Regions from separate parts of the Homo sapiens genome. Here region 1 is linked to region 2. A link is a loop called in an ENCODE intact Hi-C map of the cell type or tissue named here. Cell type or tissue: dorsolateral prefrontal cortex. All regions are shown on one strand.

Evidence for each region. A loop is a pair of places that touch in the nucleus more often than their neighbours do. Peaks named below come from ENCODE experiments on the same cell type or tissue, not always from the same donor. Only the 100,000 strongest peaks of a DNase experiment are listed, where the experiment ranks them.
Region 1: a loop joins it to region 2, with 6 times the contacts of the local background. A loop is called at or near these places in 36 of 110 quality-filtered maps.

Annotation. Positions count from the first base shown.
Region 1 is chr10:87,770,778-87,773,277 of GRCh38, reverse strand. It overlaps ATAD1 (ATPase family AAA domain containing 1), which reads left to right. Exons shown (of 10, transcript NM_001321967.2): 7 at 2,237-2,326. The region is part of intron 1 of LOC124902476 (a long non-coding RNA gene); the gene reads right to left. Among named protein-coding and RNA genes, the nearest start is that of ATAD1, 46 kb to the left of the region's middle. In dorsolateral prefrontal cortex, CTCF peaks have their summits at 983 and 1,182 (motif pointing right); no DNase peak of the experiment used is centred here.
Region 2 is chr10:87,655,496-87,657,995 of GRCh38, reverse strand. No RefSeq gene overlaps it. Among named protein-coding and RNA genes, the nearest start is that of PAPSS2, 3.1 kb to the left of the region's middle. In dorsolateral prefrontal cortex, CTCF peaks have their summits at 1,149 and 1,348 (motif pointing left); no DNase peak of the experiment used is centred here; H3K27ac peaks cover 556 bases.

The DNA.
Region 1 (2,500 bases), 120 kb before region 2:
TTTTTAGGGTATTCATTGATGAAGTTAAAGTTTTGGGATGTAAATTTAGGTCTGATTATTTTAAATGTGAAATGATAAAAAAATTATGTTTTGTTTTAAAGAGTTTTTTTTAAACTTTTATTTTAAATTCAGGGGTATATGTGCAGGTTTGTTACATAGATAAATTTGTGTCTTGGGGAGTTCGTTGTACAGATTATTTCATACCCAGGTATTAAGCCTAGTATCCATTAGTTATTTTTCCTGATCCTCTCCCTCCTCCAGATGAAGCTGGAGGCCATGATTCTTGGCAAATGAAGGCAGGAACAGAAAATAAAGATTTTTTTAAAAGTTTGAACAACTAACACATAAAAGGAGCATTGATTTTGTTTCTTAAGTAGTAAAAAATTACTGTCACTTCCTGTTTTATATTTTAGCTCATTTGTATTGAATTAATATATATGAAAAGGTTCTCTGCTTTTGCTGCTTAAAATTACTCCTTAGAATTTGCTTCTTTATGTGAAACTACACGTGATTTCAATCACTTTTGCTTTTTCATCATGAGTATCTGTTATACATACTCAATAGGCCATGTTTTACTAGTTTTATTTGGATTCCTTGGTTCTATTTTTTAGTATTCCATCCTCTATACTGGCTTTTAAATTTTGTTTTGCTTTGTCCTATGTTTCTTCAAATGCTGGCCATTTCCCTTTTTCCCCCCCAAATATTGACTTAACCACAGTGTCTTTTGTGATGTTTTTTCCTTATACTCATTCATTATCTTATGCTTTTAGTTCATTCACCCACTTTTAAGATTTGTTTGTTTTAAATTTGGAAGAAATTTTTTCTTTTTTATTAATTTTATTGAGTTGTAAAAAGTCAATAAAGAGGCTGGGTGTGGTGTTTCACATCTGTAATCCCAGCACTTTGGGAGGCTGAGTGGGGAGGATCGCTTGAGCCCAGAGGTTTCAGACCAGCATAGGCAACATAGTGAGACCTTGTCTCTACTAAAGACGGAAAAATCAGCTAGGCACAGTGGCATGTGCCTGTAGTCCCAGCTACTTTCTGTCTTCAAAAAAAAAAAGAAAGAAAGAAAGAAAATAAAGAAAAATAAATATGAGCATTAATATTTTGATTTTAGGACCACTTAACACAAATACAAACTTGCATTATGTTGTGTTGTGGAACTAACATTTTTCAAATTTGTGTTTATATTTTCTTCCTCTAGGTGGCAAACTCTCACAGTTAATTGAAAGTAATTGGGCTCTGAGGCTCCTGAATGTCATTCAGTGTAGAGTAGAAGTAGGATATAAGATTTGGATTATTTCAGAAATGTAAAACCTCTTAGGGAGAAATAAGGTAATGTTAGAGAAATGTGTTTCCATGGAATACCAATAAATTTCACTTTGGATAGCAGATGTGTATTGTTACTGGGTTATACTGAAGTATCAACAGTAAAGGTAATATTGATGTCCTTCAGAAATTAACTTGTTTTATATATCTTTGTTTTTATTCATGTTTATTTTTAAAGTTCTTTTTTTTTTTTTAATCTCTACATCCTTTATAAATAAGTGACATAGACTCAGAGGTTGGCAGGGCTGCCAGCATTTTTAAAAAGAGTTCTTCCCAGCATTTTGATGTTTGCTTATACTCTGTTATCTTTGTTTAAAGTTGGATTACTTGAGACTTTATTTCGCATTGAGAAGCTATCACCTGCAGTGCTGATAGTACCATGAGATGATGATGTGAAATATAGAGAAAAAGTACACAGTATCTATTACAGTTACCAGAATCTTCAGACTTATTAAGGGGAAATGATTCTCTCCATAATATTATTATTTAAGGACTTGAATTATCCCCTTATACTCCCAAACTGTATACCCAAGCTATAACATAATGGGTTTTAGTCATTCAACATGTATTCATTAAGCACCATATTTTGCAAAATACAATAGTTTTTTAAAAGCAAATTTTAATAATTTTTCAGTGGCTATTTGCAACTGAACATTACATACTTTAATTTCTAGAAAGACATGAAGTGAAATGCATTAGTTTTCCAGTTTTGCTAATATTTGATTTATTTAGGATTAACTTCAATTTATACCTGTAAATAGTTGAATAATAGTGATTTAAAATCAGATTTCTTACAAAGGATTTAGTTAAAATACCACTTAATTTTTAAAACTAAGCCCTAGTAATAACATTCTCAGAGGAGTATAATTGGTAGATTTAATACCTTCTGTCTTCTTTATACACTTAGGTCATAGTAATGGGAGCTACCAATCGTCCTCAGGACCTTGACTCGGCTATAATGAGAAGAATGCCTACAAGATTTCATATCAACCAGCCTGTAGGTGGTCTTGATTGATATTATGAAGAGTTAAATACTCACCTTTTTATAGGTCTTCACCTTTAATTTTAAGAAGGGAATATTTTGTCATATAGGGGTGCTTATGACAGGGAAGGAATGGGGCAGAAACCCTGACAGTAGCTTCTTTGTCCTTTCCACTCTCTATTTCTATCC
Region 2 (2,500 bases):
ATATGCCTGTAATCCCGGCTACTTGGGAGGCTGAGGCAGGAGAATCGCTTGAACCCGGGAGGCAGAGATTGCAGTGAGCCGAGATTGCGCCATTGCACTCCAGCCTGAGTAACAAGAGTGAAACTCCATCTCAAAAAAAAAAAAAGAAAAATAGCAATTTGCGTGATTGTTATTTTGTTTTTATATTGCATCTAAAAACAAAAAGCTGTCTTCTTGAAACAGGAAGTTAAGGACAAATACGTAAGCTACTTCCTGGAAAAGAAATATATGATTGTTTAGATCTGGGAGAGGTTGTGAGATCATTTGTCCAATTTCCCCATTCCTGTATTTTACATATGAGCAATGTAAAACTGGCGCTTAGGGAAGGGAGGGCATCTGACCGTAGTCACTAGTTAGGAGCAGAGCTGAGGCTTTAACGCAGGTCAGCCTGACTTCCCAAGTGCTCTGACCCCAAATGTCCTGCCCACTGAGTCACCCAACTTCCACGCCAACTATTTCAATACCCCATGATAACTGTAAACAGGACTGCTTATCTTGTTTTAGATTTCATTCATTCTCAAAAATTATTTTGGAATAGGCATTCTTTTACTGTGAAAATGGAGGCCTCAGTTCTTTTGGACTCAAGCTAGGCTGTTTATGACCCTTTGATGTCACAGATCACCAATTTAGTCGTGATTCAGCACAGCAGTTTACTAAAAAGCAAAACACTCTTTTTTTATTTTCTCAGGGTCTTTCCTTTTAAAGGCAATAGATTTCTTTTTCATCTCACTACCCTCTTGCTCTTAGGAGAGGACATTCCTTCTGAAAAGATATGAGCAACGAGAAACTTAATTTTCGGAGCCTATGATTCGGACATATAGGAACTGGGAGAAGACTCATTCAGGGGACAGAGGAAGGATTGAGGTCTTCTGCTTCATATAGACACAGAATCTGTAACTTCTTCAGTAGTGTTCCCTCCAAGACTTCCCTGAAAAACACCATAGATAACATTGTGCCAATTGATCATCCCTGATACTACTGATAACATTTACATGAAGGTTTCCCCTGTACCACCCCTTCTCCACCATCTCATTTTCATTTCTTCCTTCCAGAAGCTGTCTGCACTTGCATAACTTAATAAAATGGTGATTGCTAGTTGATCCTTATATTGTTTAGAAAAGATAGAATCAGTCAACTCCTCCAAATAAACAGGAGAAGGATATACAAAGAATGCCAGTGTTGGTGAGATGTTTATGCCACAGTTTCTCCAATGCATTTTAGGGGGGCTCATCATATTAGGGGCTCTAACGTGGAGGCAACACCACTGGGTGGTCATTACAAGGAATGTGACTATATTGCCCCCTCGTGGTTGTAATGCATAAATGCTGAACAAGACCTGAAACCCCCTAAACAAAAATAAGTGCAGCATTCCACTGGGTGAAGAGCACTTAGTGAAAATCTTTGAGGATCTGAACACTTTTCTCAGGCACAGGTACTACTTAGATGAGCAAGATGTGGTCCCTGTCTTCAAGAAACTCACAATCTATTGAAAGAGAAAGATACCCGACTCCCTTCCTGCCGCCCACTGGTTCCCCATCACTTCAATACATAATTGGTTGAACAGGTAAAGATGATACGTGCATGCCTTAGACATTTTATTTTGACTTAACACATACACGTCACTAATCTTTTGATATGGGGCCAAAGGCTTCTAATTGTGACATGAGTCTACTGATAGGAACTTCATAAACTACTTTCATTAGGCATCTTCAACAATTTCCAGGTTGGAATTTTATAAAGTGAAGTTAGAAATTAAGGGCACTTAAAAAAATCTGAAAGGAGATTCTTTCAAGATTACTACATACCCCTCCCCTATCCTGTCTGTAGTTTTGCCTATGGCTCATTCAAAAGTACGATTTCTAGCATCTTATCTTTCCAAAGCATCCATCTGTTTTCATAGAAAACACAACTCTTTCACTCATGTGCTATTCACTCAAGTGACATCTAGTTAAATTACTTAATTAAACTAACAAGTACGACTGGCAGAAATAGGTTTGAGAACAAACAATGGATCCCAGCAAACACGCAGCTTAGGTGAAGAAGTGTCTGGGCATTTCAGTGCATCCTCCTGTTGAAGAACATTGAGTTCACTGTGGGCATCAGTCATTGTTTTCTCTCAAAGAAACCCAGAATATGGATTAAACTGGTCAGTAAATTAAAGGAGATTGTGAGTGCACAAAGGAGGGACATCTAGTTCAACCTTGGGAGGAGAGTGGGGACTGATGTCAGATTTTCTTGGGGAAAGATCATATATGAACTGAGACTTTAAAAAATGGTAGGAGCCAGGCATGGTGGCTCAGGCCTGTAATCTCAGCACTTTGGGAGGCTGAGGCGGGTGGATCATTTGAGGTCAGGAGTTCAAGACCAGCCTGGCCAACACGGTGAAACCCCGTCTCTACAAAAAATACAAAAAAATTTTAAAAAAAGCCAGGCGTGGTGGTGCGCACCTGTAATCCCAGCT